Regions from separate parts of the Homo sapiens genome. Here regions 1 and 3 are each linked to region 2. Evidence: chromatin contacts called from ENCODE Hi-C or POLR2A ChIA-PET data. All regions are on one chromosome and are shown on one strand. Each heading gives the region's core, a stretch centred on a gene start or an enhancer-like site at or near the end of the contact. The rest is flanking DNA. Distances are from core to core; before and after follow the strand shown. Region 1 overlaps LOC101928277 (a long non-coding RNA gene). Region 2 overlaps SGK1 (serum/glucocorticoid regulated kinase 1). Region 3 overlaps LOC101928277 (a long non-coding RNA gene).

Evidence for each region. Hi-C counts contacts between places; a loop is a spot of excess contacts on that map. ChIA-PET counts read pairs that join two places held with the same protein, here RNA polymerase II (POLR2A). Pooled maps may share reads with other maps.
Region 1: a loop to region 2 is called in a map of mammary epithelial cell, with 4 times the contacts of the local background. The contact joins two enhancer-like sites. A Hi-C loop is called at or near these places in 4 of 168 maps with a recorded cell type or tissue (A673, IMR-90, endothelial cell of umbilical vein and 1 more) and 4 of 50 pooled maps. POLR2A ChIA-PET finds 5 or more read pairs at or near these places in 3 of 52 experiments (BJ, HCT116 and activated naive CD4-positive, alpha-beta T cell).
Region 3: a pooled map shows a loop between it and region 2 (6-fold over the local background). The contact joins two enhancer-like sites. A Hi-C loop is called at or near these places in 6 of 37 single-sample maps with no recorded cell type and 5 of 50 pooled maps.

The regions. Positions count from the first base shown.
Region 1 is chr6:134,820,207-134,824,698 of GRCh38, forward strand. All of the region lies in intron 2 of LOC101928277 (a long non-coding RNA gene), which reads right to left. Among named protein-coding and RNA genes, the nearest start is that of ALDH8A1, 130 kb to the right of the region's middle. Within about 2 kb of position 2,870, at least 5 of the 41 ENCODE cell types and tissues checked have a DNase peak (open chromatin) inside an H3K27ac peak, as active enhancers do; they include IMR-90, where a contact is called at or near this core.
Region 2 is chr6:134,286,962-134,291,068 of GRCh38, forward strand. The region is part of intron 1 of SGK1 (serum/glucocorticoid regulated kinase 1); the gene reads right to left. Among named protein-coding and RNA genes, the nearest start is that of SGK1, 29 kb to the right of the region's middle. Within about 2 kb of position 1,595, at least 8 of the 41 ENCODE cell types and tissues checked have a DNase peak (open chromatin) inside an H3K27ac peak, as active enhancers do; they include IMR-90, where a contact is called at or near this core.
Region 3 is chr6:134,869,351-134,873,459 of GRCh38, forward strand. All of the region lies in intron 2 of LOC101928277 (a long non-coding RNA gene), which reads right to left. Among named protein-coding and RNA genes, the nearest start is that of ALDH8A1, 79 kb to the right of the region's middle. RefSeq lists an enhancer at 4,081-4,109. Within about 2 kb of position 1,806, at least 3 of the 41 ENCODE cell types and tissues checked have a DNase peak (open chromatin) inside an H3K27ac peak, as active enhancers do.

The DNA of each region.
Region 1 (4,492 bases), core at 1,620-4,119, 530 kb after region 2:
CACTTAGACATACCCAGATTTGAGACTACATCCACTTTTCTTAACATACACATGTCCTTACCCCCCCTTAAAAAATGCTGACCTAGTTTAAGTTGCCATCCAAAATTTTTCTTATGTAAATCCCTACTACTACACACAACTGAGCCTTTATCACCTCTTAAAGTCCTCCAGGACTTTGCAGATATAGTCCATCTCATAAACTCCTTAGTCTTAGATAACCTAAGGCTCAGAACATCCTACGTCCTAATGAGGGTATCTCCAACTTCTGCTCATTTGTTCATTCAACCACTGGTAACATGTTCAAGGCACTAGAAGCTGTTATCAACCCACATACTTACAGTCCTGTAGAGGCAGAGACTTTGACACAGAAGGATGATACCTTGAGAAGTGTTAGCTCTTTTCCACCTGACTTTCCATTAATGACATGCCATAAACCTCCTCTTGACACCTAGCTCCAGCATGCTTCTTGCGGCTTTCTGAGTGAATCTTGGATAACATTGCTTTGCCCAGGAAGGTAACCTCACAAATAGGCTGTTCCTATTTCCACACATCTCAAATTCATCTAGTATGAAGCTTCAGAAATGACACCTGACATGGCAGATGTTCCTCTAAGCATCCCCATGGATGTCATAAACCCTCACCCCCAACCCTTCAGTCTCTCAGAGGTTCTAACACTTGCTTCATGCTAGTGAACTCAGGCATGTTCTTCATCTCTCTGAACCTCAAGAAGCAAATAACATTTTCCAGTGCACGTGGGAGAGGCAGGGGATGATGAATGAAGCAGCAGGCGCAGAGACCCCCACTGAGTGGCAGAGGTACTGTGAGGCTGCCTTTCTGACAATAACCCAGGTCTAGTGGGACTGGAGCCCCCAACAAAAACCGAGGGCAGATCCTAGAGGAGCACCATTCTTTATCTTCTTCTCAAGATTGGGAGGGACACGCTGTTCACACTAAACTCTGCATCTGGAATTTGGGCCTAGACATGCCACAAAGCCTTCTCCTCTTTCATGGCTCTGCTTCTTTCCAGACCACAGCAGCAATTGTCTCAAGAAACTCTGGCCATCCCTGTTGAGGGACCCAGGCAACAAGGCAAGTTTCTGGTTTTTTGGAGCTTCCAAGCCCTCGCTGAAACCATCTCTACCACCTTAAAAGCTTTAGCTGGCACGCTTAGGAAAGTCTTACGAAGTACATAGAGATTTCTTGGATCATTTTCAATTACTAAAGGAAGGTACCAATTGTTAAAGAAAACAAAAAATTACCCACAATGACTGTGAAGTCTTTTTATTCCCCACTCTAGGTAATTTGTTCTGATTACCACCGTTCCAAAAGACAAGATTACACACCAGTGAAGCAAAGAGATAAAAGGGGGAAATCTGTTCCCTGCTGAGGCCGTATCAGAGCTCAACCCGTGTTTGGAAGCAAAGGCAATTTTTTTTTCAGCCCTAATGAAGCCTTGTTAACTATGAACCCTGGGGCTGAACTGATCTAGTGAGAGGAGTTATTTGGTGGGTGGTGGAGGGGGTTTAACAGCGGATTGGTACATTCAGAGATTATTATCATTCTTATCTTTCTTCTTAAAGCAAAAGAACTTAAATATGTACTAAAAACTGTTCTCACTGGGGTATAGAAAGGAATTGGAAGAACAAAATTGAAGTCCATCATCTCCTTCAGACAGAAATATATATGACCCACATTTGTAAGAGACAGACTACGCCTTGCTTCTTTCTCCCCCCTATGTTGCCAGTTCTCTTTGTCAGCAACTCTCTTGTCCTACTGGGATAACGTTTTAACTGTGGTACATAGGTTAGAAGCACACTATTTGTTTACAAGGGGATAAATGGTTGTTGCAATTACCGTAAAAAGCAGCAAACAAATGACCTTCAGGACTTGCCAGGAAAAGCAGTGGGTCTTTCTATGTGTTGAAACAATCTGGGCTCCACTGATGGTAAACACGAGGCAGAGACATGGATCTGGATGTGTCCTCTGGGGAGGGGGCAGGGATTGACACAGTTACAGAATTTGATCCACCCCATATTCTTCCCTTGGAGTTTAATTTCCATATAACTGAAAACATCTGAAGCAAACAGAGAGAAGCACTGCTGGACAGACCCATATCACAAGAGTAGGCAAAAAAAAAAAAAAAAAAAAGGAGCTCAAACACAACAGCTAGGTGTTTGATGTCATTCAATGATTCAGTTATGACTTAAGCGAGCTTCGGAAGTCGTGCGTCAAATGATAACCTGCATGAGAGAACTCAGTATAGAGCTGGCCTCAAGCACAAGGACATAGTTCTACAACTACAGACCCTAAAAAAAATTCATCATGGAAAAAAAAATAATAGAATTTTTCCCCTGGAGAAGCTTATGTTTAGATATTAGATACGTAAAAGACTGAACTATTTGTATAACCTCTAAGATTCTTTCCAGCTCTACAATTCACTGCATACATAAATGGGAAATGTTTAGGCCCAGGAGGCATACCAATGTGTACAAGTATACTGTTATTCATTTGATTCTTGCCCCGTATGCTTTACAGAGTCTAATTATCTAAATGAGATTTGGTTAAATAAAAATTGATATTTCTGTATGACAAGTATATATTTACATAAAAGGCAATACATATCCCCACAGTTTTCATTAAAATGGAAAAATAAAACGTATTTTAAAAAGTAATTGGAGAAGTTTTAGAAAGCACCTGGTTGAGGATTTCTTTGTTTTACAAATGAGGAATCTCAGGGAATCTTGGAGGTCTGTTCCTTCCAGGCCTCATTCCAGGGAGGGGCAGATTTGGAACTAGAGCCCAGGCCTCCAGGCTCTCACGCCTCTGTGGTCCGTGGTCCGTGGTCCGGGGCTTAGGTTGGCCGGTAGGGGTAGGGTAATAAATCTCATTCGCCAAATGAGGAAACAGCGTCATCTAGTGGAAATTTATCAGCGTATTCTAGACATGCTGTTATCCCTAGCTCTGCTGTCCCTAATTTCCCAAGACAACATTTCTGGACCATTTTCTCTCCCCCATGTTTCCAAAGCCCAAGAATCTCCCAGTGGGGCCCCCTCCTACAACCTCCTCACCCCACAGCATATTTCAGTCTCTTCTCTGCCAAACTTTCCAACATAGCCCCAGGAATCAATCATTTGCCTCAAGGGCCACCGGGGCTGTTGTCCTTTGAGTGTTTTTTGTTTCAAGTTTTCATCAAAATAACCCTGTTAACCACGGCTTCAGGCCTTTACCAAATGGTGTGGCAAATCAATTCCATCATTTATGAAGATCCAGATAGATACTGCTTTTCATTCAGCCACACTGAGATGATCCTTGTTTTTCCCCTGCTACCATCAAGTTAGGACACTTTGGTTGCTTTTGAAATAATTCATCAGGGAATTTCCCAGGACAGTTCTGTGACCAAGCATGTGGACAAGCTTCAGTCAAAACTTAGGAGGTATTAAATAGAAAACAAAACATGTAACAAGTAATTATCCCATATGATAAATGTTCCATTATGAGAAAGCACAAAGGGAAGGGGGAAATTCATTCTGCTGAGGTTAGAAAAAGCTGCATGCAAGAGGAAACACTAGATCTGAGTTTTGAAGGAGATAGATGGGCCTTTGATTTCTAAAGAAATGGGTGTGGTATGCTAGGCAGGGGGAACAGCAGAAGCAAAGGTCAGGAGTCCTGAGAGTACAGCATGTGATAAAGGATCAGGGCCCAAGAAGATGGGTGGGAAGTGATGTGGAAGGCAGTTCAGGACTGGAACAGAAAGATGCTTAGATGCCATCGCAGAAAACTTTTTTTTTTTTTTTTGAGACGGAGTCCCACTCTGTCACCCAGGCAGGAGTGCAATGGTGCGATCTCAGCTCACTGCCACCTCTGCCTCCCAGTTTCAAGCGATTTTCCTGCCTCAGCCTCCTGAGTAGCTGGGATTACAGGCACACACTACCACGCCCAGCTAATTTTTGTATTTTTAGTAGAGATGGAGTTTCACCATGTTGGTCAGACTGGTCTCAAACTCCTGACCTCATGATCCGCCCACCTTGGCCTCCCAAATTGCTGGGATTACAGGTGTGAGCCACCACGCCTGGCCGAAAACTTGGATTTTAGATGCAATTAGACACTATCAAATTATGGGCCACAGCAAAAAAACTGTGTTTGAAGTCTCCAGGTAATAAAGTACTTTATTCATCCCAGCTGTTTTGAAGCTACTTTCTACATAAAATGGTTCCCTTATTTCATGGCTTGTGAAACAGGCTCTGAAAATGAATTATTTGTCAATGCAGGGACAGGAACTCAGATCTGTTGGCTCCCAGTCCATTTCTTCATAGTAAAGAGCTAAGAGCATGAAATGCTTATTAGAATAATTAAAAATTTTTAAATTAGAAAATCTTGTAGGTCTTCCTCTGATTTTTGTTCCTGTATAAATCCTCTAAAAGTATTAAATATATGTAATTGTCTTTTAATCATATCCCCCCATCCAATCCGAGTCTGCTATATAAATGAGAAA
Region 2 (4,107 bases), core at 345-2,844:
TTTGTCTCTACAGTATTTTCTTGGAGAAGTCTTTTTTTGTTTTGTTTTTTGAGACGGAGTGTCACAGTGGTACCATCTTGGCTCACTGCTACCCCCACCTTCTGGGTTCAAGCAATTTTCTAGCCTCAGCCTCCCAAGTAGCTGGGACTTCAGGCACATGTCACCATGCCCAGCTAATTTTTGTGTTTTTGGTAGAGATGGGGTTTCACCATGTTGGCCAGACTGGTCTCAAATTTGTGACCTCAAATGATCCACCTGCCTCGGGCTCCCAGATAGCTGGGATTACAGGCATGAGCCACCACTCCCAGCCTTGGAGAATTATATGTTATAGAGTCAGGAGTTTTGTAAAATTATGTTGGCAAGTAGAAATGAATAAATATAATTTTTTTATGTTTGTTATTTTGTCCTATAAATTTTTTTGTTATAAATTAATTGTCTGGTTGTATTTATAAGATTAATGATTGTTTATATAGATAAGAAGGCTTTTTTTTTTTTTTTAAGGAAGATTGGTAATTTTGAGTTGTAGGAGTAAGGAATGAGTATTGGGCCTAGTGTGTATATTTGTCTATTTATTGGAAAATACGTTTTGGATTGTATTTATTTTTTATTTACTGTGATTTGGTTTTTTATATTTAATATAATATTTTAATAAGACTACTATAAGGATAGTATAGGTTGTGTATAATAGTATATATTTAATAGTATTAAAGTGAGTTGTAGATTGGAAAATGTGATAATGACTTAATAAAGTTAGAATATCAATTTGTACATTTTAAGATGAATTGTGTGTTTTTGTATTTACATGTATTAGAGTTTTTTTATGGAAAGTAATTTTGTACTATGCAAGAGACATAGGGGACCCTGTGCTCTATTTTGTTTTGTTGTTAAAGTATCTTTTGGAGAGCTGTATGTTGTCACAGAGTCAGGAGCTTTGTGAAGTTACTTTGTTGGCAAGCAGAAATGAGTAAACATAGCTTTTCATGTTTGTTATTTTGTCTTACACAAAGATGCCATCTCCTTACCTAACCTAAGATGTGACTCTAATAGATAAAATGATAAGGAACATAAACTAAGACAAGAGATCTCTTGGGATGTCTTCAGATCATGAGGGCTAAACATGACTCAGACCGGAAGGTTAGTGTTTACCAAGACCCTTCTTACAGCTGGGGAAAATGAAGGCAAATTAAGTTTAGCCTAAGCTAAAACAGGAGCAACTTGGTTATGGTAAAAAGAGATATTGCCCTATGGGAAGGGCTACTACAAGAATTCTTTCCATACTTAAACTTCAGTAGCAATCTGACAAGTTTTTAAGTGGAGTCTGAATGTAAAACATTCAGAGAGAACCCTTGGTCAGTAGCAGGATAGAGGTTGCAATAAACACAGAGAACTAGTGGCATTTCAAGGAACAGTGAGGAGACAGGTCTGGTTGAAGCAGAAGCTCTTTTGTGAGATCAGTAGAAAATACGCCTGGAGAAAAAGCCTGTTTAAAACTAAACATCTTTTCCAAGGGTAAAACATAAAATCCTTGAAATTAGGCTTTCTAATGGGCAAAGAGATGTCTTCAACCATTTTATGATGAGAAATACATTGGTTCATCCTCAGAGGTCTCTGAACAAAAAGGGGAACACATGTGAAGGTAGTCATGAGGGAGCCTCTGTGAATCATAAGGAGAACTGATTGCAAAACCAGAAGCCAGCAGAAACAAAACAATTCATAAAATTACAGAGGCGGTATTCGGAAGTTCTAAATACTTTTTTTTCCATCTCAGAAATGCTTGGTATCCTAATAATATTTTCTTTGTGATACGTTTTCTATACTCTTAGTAATTTTCCCTGGTCTTGATCTCATCATTAAAGAGGATGAAACCAACACCAGGAAATGTCCATAAGCAGGAAACCACATTTTTATTCCATCACTCATAAAGCATCATTCATAATAATCAGTGTCAGTTTAGCTATAGCAACAGATGCTAACATACACATAGTAAGAGCCTACAAAGGCTCTTTTAAATGTCAGTTTAATTTAAACCTTAACCTCAGATTTTTTCCACAGATACAGTGAGAAACCACAAAGATCCTCCTGTCCTAATGCTCCCTCCATACTCTGCAATAAAAGTTCTTGTTTTGGAAATAGAGAAACCTGTCTGAATCAGCAGTCTTGGCTTGCTGTGTCCTCCATGACCACACCACATGTTCCATACCTTTAGCCTTCATAGGGGCTGGAAAAAACTCTGTCTCCCTTGTCTACCCATTTTCACTGTGGAGTTCGGCTGCACATTTCAGGTGGAAAGGAGGTAGTGTACTAAAATTGCAAAGTATTTCTTTTAATTGGCAATGAATTTAAACAATATTCATTGATTCTTCCACTATGAACAAGCTAGTGTTCCCTGGGGGATAAACAGATGAATAATTGGATAAGCCTTTACTACTCAGGAAGTGTATAGTCTAGAGGAGTGCAGTCCAATAGGAATAGAATATAAACCACAGACACAATGTAAATGTTCTAATGGACACATTAAGTGAAGTAAAAAGAAACATGAAATTAATTTCAAACATATACTTTATTTAACTCAATGTACCCCCAACATTATCATTCTAAATTGTACTTAATATAAAATTATTAATGAAATATTTTATATTCTCTTTTTTTTTCCATACTGTGTTTAAAATCTGGTATGTATTTTACATCTAAAGTACATCTCGATTCAGACTAGCCACAATTCAGGTGCTCAATAGTCACATGTAGCTGGTGGCTACCACATCAGACCCTATAGGTCTCATATGTAGCAGAGAAAAAGACATACAGAGGCTGAGGCGAGCGGATCACTTGAGCACAGGAGTTCAAGACCAGCCTGGGCGACACAGTGAGACCTCTGTCTCTACAAAAAATAAAAAAGTAGCTATGTGGCCTGGTGCAGTGGTTCATGCTTGTAATCCCAGCACTTTGGGAGGCTGAGGCGGGTGGATCACATGAGATCAAGAGTTCAAGACCAGCCTTACCAACATGGTGAAACCCCATCTCTACTAAAAAAATACAAAAATTAGCTGGGCGTGGTGGCAGGCACTTGTAATCCCACTACTCAGGAGGCTGAGGCAGGAGGATTGTTTGAACCCGTGAGGGGGAGGTTACAGTGAGCCGAGACCACGCCATTGCACTCCAGCCTGGGCAACAAGAGCAAAGCTCCTTCTCAAAAAAAAAAAAAAAAAAAAAAAATTAGCTATGCATGTTGGCATACATCTGTAGTCCTAGCTACTCAGGAGGCTGAGGTGGGAGGATTGTTTGAGCGCAGGAGTTCGAGGCTGCACTGAGCTATGATCTTGCCACTACACTCCAGCCTGAGTGACACAGCAAGACCCTGCCTCTAAAAAAAAAAGAAAAGAAAAGAAAAGAAAAGAAAAAGACTTGTTGGAGCCTACTCCCACTCTGTGGAGTGTACTTTTGTTTCAATAAATCTGTGATTTTCTGTCAAAAAAAAAAAACAAAGACAAATGACAGCAATACAAGCTCCATTTGGTTTGGGATGAGGAGGACATTTTCCATGGAAGAGATGGCACTTGAAATTAATGTTCCAAATAATGGTTGTGAGTTGAGCAAGCAGAGACAGAAAAAATGAAGAGTGTAGTTCACAGTGAAGGACCCGTAGAAGCAATAACTTAGGGGAGGAAAATGGCAGGGCGCTGCAGCTCTGTTCAATACATGGAGCTTCTCATTGTGCCTCAGATAATGACAGAACTTCTTAAGGAGGCCTGCGAAGTCCTAGCTAGTTTATTTTCTACTTTGCTGTTCAAACATATTCCCTATTTTCAGGCTCTCTGCTTGAGCCACAGAAGTCTCTGGGCCACCTCCTATAAACTACTCATGTCTTCCCACCCAGGGCTTTACATGTGCAGGGCCCTGCCTGGAACTTATCTGGTTTGGCCCATCATTGTTTCTAGCACCTAGCAGAGGGCTCAGCACATATTCAGTCCTCAAAAAATATATTGAAGTGAATGGATGAGTGATTTGAGAGGCAGGTAGGGAAGAAGATGATGAGAAGGCAGGAAAGGTTGCTTGAGGGCTTGTTGCTGAGGGCCTTGGGTGCCACATTAAGGGTTTGCAATGAATTCA
Region 3 (4,109 bases), core at 556-3,055, 580 kb after region 2:
GTCCCAGCTACCTGGGAGGCTGAGGCGGGAGGATCGCTTGAGCCCAGGAAGTCAAGGCTGCAGTGAGCTATGATCCCACCACTGTACTCCAGCCTGGGCAACAGAGTGAGACCCTACCTCAAAAATTTTTAAAAATAAAATTAAAATTTTAAATGAAAAATAAAGATATATAAGGGATCTTGATTGGCACTTATTCCATTTTAAGAAGTTGGGTACTAATTTGCAATTTAACTAGTTTTCCATGATAACTTATTTATGATACTTCTTTCATTCCATAATTTCTCTAACCACTTTTAGAAACTATTAATATTTTCATCAAAGCCCACATTAGGGGCTTATAAGTACCACAACTTTAATAGCTGCTGTTTATTATCTCTATATATTTCTCTCTTCAAACTTTGTTCTTTCAAGTATTACGGGCCAGCTCCTGGGTTCTAGATGCCAAGATTTGGTTATATGATTTTGGTCAAATTTCAGGAGTATATTCAGAGAACTTCAATGAAACCATGTTAGTTGGCCGGGGGTGTGGCTCATGCCTGTAATCCTAGCACTTCGGGAGGCTGAGGCAGGTGGATCACTTGAGGTGAGGAGCTCAAGACCAGCCTGGCCAACATGGTGAAACCCCGTGTCTACTAAAAATGCAAAAATTATGGCCGGGCATGGTGGCTCACGCCTGTAGCCCTAGCACTTTGGAATGCCGAGGTGGGCAGACTGCCTGAGCTCAGGAGTTCGAGACTAGCCTGGGCAACATGGTGAAAACCCGTCTCAACTAAAAATACAAAAAATTAGCCGGGCATGGTGGCACACGCCTCTAGTACCAGCTACTCGTGAGGCTGAGGCATGAGAATCGTTTGAGCCCAGGAGGTGGAGGTTGCAGTGAACCATGATCGTGCCACTGCACTCCAGCCTGGGCAATAGAGTGAGATACTGTTTCAAAAAAAAAATTAGTGGGGCGTGGTGGCACAAGCCTGTAATCCCAGGTACTCAGGAGGCTGAGGCAGGAGAATCACTTGAACCTGGGAGGCAGAGGTTGCAGTAAGCCGAGATTGGACCACTGCATTCCAGCCTGAAAGACAGAGCAAGACTGTCTCAAAAACAACATAAAACAAAAAACAAAAAAAAAGAAGAAAAGAAGGAAAACAAGAAACCACGTTAGTTGTTCTGTCATTTTTAGTTAATTTTTTCATTCTCACCTTATGTTGCTAATTCGACATAAAACTAATTTGAGAAAGGATAAAATAAGCTTCAAGCTATAACTGAAGCTTTATTTGCAAATAGTAAGCCAACATATCCAATAGTTCAGACGCTGTGACAATGTATCAGGATTCTAGGATCACCAGGCTGCCTTCACTTTGCATCTGAAACCCGGAGTGAGTGAACAGCAGCAGGGCCCTCCACTGAGAACACAAACACACCTGTGCTTCCTATTTATAGTCACCTGCTGACTAATAATACCCCCACAATGACTTTCCCGTCAAACTTCTTTACTGTAATGTTTTAACCTATGAAATTCCCACTGTAACATAAATGTGTTTATCCCAATCTGTCTGTAACTGGGTGTAAACTGGGAGGTGCTGGAACCAGTTCGCATCAGCTTGCAAGAGCTGGGTAGCATCTCTTCCCAAAGTATGTTCAATGATGTTACACTTTTGGTTTAAAATCAGCATGGTAAAAATATTTACACCACAGAAAATGGCAAACGCTACAAATCAGGGCTTCCTAGACCCCACCTCCACCAGAGCTGAGCTTTAAACATTGACCGGCACAGCACTGGATACATACATCTGTTATTGCTTAACACAAGAAACTTCATCCACACTCCTTCCTGTTCTAGATTGAGTGCACCTGGTGAAAACCACAAGGATGCTTGTCCATGAAGATTTAAAGGTACAGAGTTCACTTAGAGATTAGCAACGGGGACATATTCTATATCCTCACCCCATAAGGTATGCAGGAGGAGAAATTATGCCAAAGTATGCTAGAATCCATGTAACTGCTTTCAGTGTCCAGGATAAGAAATCAAACATCCTCTGAGCTATGACTGTGTCTTAGTCAGTGTCAGGTTCTAACTGAGGTCTGAGGGGAGTCAGTGGGTGAGTGGTGGGTAGCTGGAAAAACACTCGAGGAATCGTAGACAGTTTCGACATGGCTTTACTCTCCCTCTGGGCACGAGTGAGCCCAGGTGCAAGCTGTATGTACAGCATCAGTAGGGTAATTATACCTTGTACAGACAATAGTGGGTCCGAGCCAAGCACAAGCTCATGTGGGTGATCACCTAATGCGCCTCACATGGTGTGATTACATAATGTGTGGAGTTGTGCTCCTGTGCTCCAAACTTGCTCAGTCATGCTGGACTGGATATCTACCTTGGCCTATTCTTTTTTTTTTTTTTTTTTTTTTTTTTGAGACGGAGTCTCGCTCTGTCGCCCAGGCCGGACTGCGGACTGCAGTGGCGCAATCTCGGCTCACTGCAAGCTCCGCTTCCCGGGTTCACGCCATTCTCCTGCCTCAGCCTCCCGAGTAGCTGGGACTACAGGCGCCCGCCACCGCGCCCGGCTAATTTTTTGTATTTTTAGTAGAGACGGGGTTTCACCTTGTTAGCCAGGATGGTCTCGATCTCCTGACCTCATGATCCACCCGCCTCGGCCTCCCAAAGTGCTGGGATTACAGGCGTGAGCCACCGTGCCCGGCCTTTGGCCTATTCTTGACTGCAGCAAATCCATTTTCCTTACACTCCACCCCCTAGGCTGAGCGAGACATAGGCTTTGGACACACAGGTCTGACATATAGGCCTTACATTCCACCCTGTAGGCCAAGGGAGTTCTAGTGGGAGACATGCCTGCAGGGCAGAACCCTGGATCCAGAGGCCACAGCAGTACTACAGGGAGCAACAACTCCAGGTTATGGCGGGCAACCACCCCAAGGTGACGTTACCCCAATGCTGCTTTATACATTAAGCCAGGTTTTTATTTTCCTACCTTTAGGGGCATTGGGGCAGGCAACAACAGGTTACCTTTTGTCCCCACACGTGGTTGGAGAAGGTCATCCTTCCTCCTTCAGGTCTTTCCCTATGGCTTGGCCCCACATGGAATGGTGACTAACTAGCTACTTCTGTAACTTGCAGGTAGTTAACCACAAGGTTAAGCCTCAATAAACTGCCCAGCTATTGGTGCAGATTACCATAGGTGTCACCACCTTGGTCATCACCATTCACACTGCCCTGAGTTCAGCCCATTAGCTACTTTGTCCATACCCGGTTTCAAACCATATGGTGCCAGTACTAGGTTGGACTGCAACAGCAGTCCAAGCAGCAGTAGCACCTTGGCTAGACCCATGACTAGGGGTGCCTCAGGTCCCATGGCCTTCTCTTGCATTAAGATTACAGATCCCGGCCGGGCGCTGTGGCTCACGCCTGTAATCCCAGCACTTTGGGAGGCCGAGGCGGGCGGATCACGAGGTCAGGAGATCGAGACCATCCTGGCTAACACAGTGAAACCCCGTCTCTACTAAAAAACACAAAAAAATTAGCCGGGCGTGGTGGCGGGCGCCTGTAGTCCCAGCTACGCGGGAGGCTGAGGCAGGAGAATGGCGTGAACCCGGGAGGCGGAGCTTGCAGTGAGCCGAGATCGCGCCACTGCACTCCAGCCTGGGCGACAGAGCGAGACTCCGTCTCAAAAAAAAAAAAGAATACAGATCCTGGCTGGGCGTGGTGGCTCATGCCTGTAATCCCAGCACTTTGGGAGGCCAAGGCAGGCAGATCACGAGGTCAGGAGATAGAGACCATCGTGGCTAACATGGTGAAACCCCATCTCTACTAAAAATACAAAAAATTAGGAAGGCATGGTGGCGGGCGCCTGTAGTCCCAGCTACTTGGGAGGCTAAGGCAGGAGAATGGCGTGAACCTGGGAGGCGGAGCTTGCAGTGAGCCGAGATTGTGCCACTGCACTCCAGCCTGGGCGACAGAGCGAGACTCCATCTCAAAAAAAAAAAAAGACTACAGGTCCCAAGACCTCTTGCAACTCTGCTGTTAAGGGGCTTGTACTCAGTGTACTCTGCTGCTCTAAGTAGGTGCCCCACTTTGCTAAAGGGATGTCTGCACTGTCCCAGGC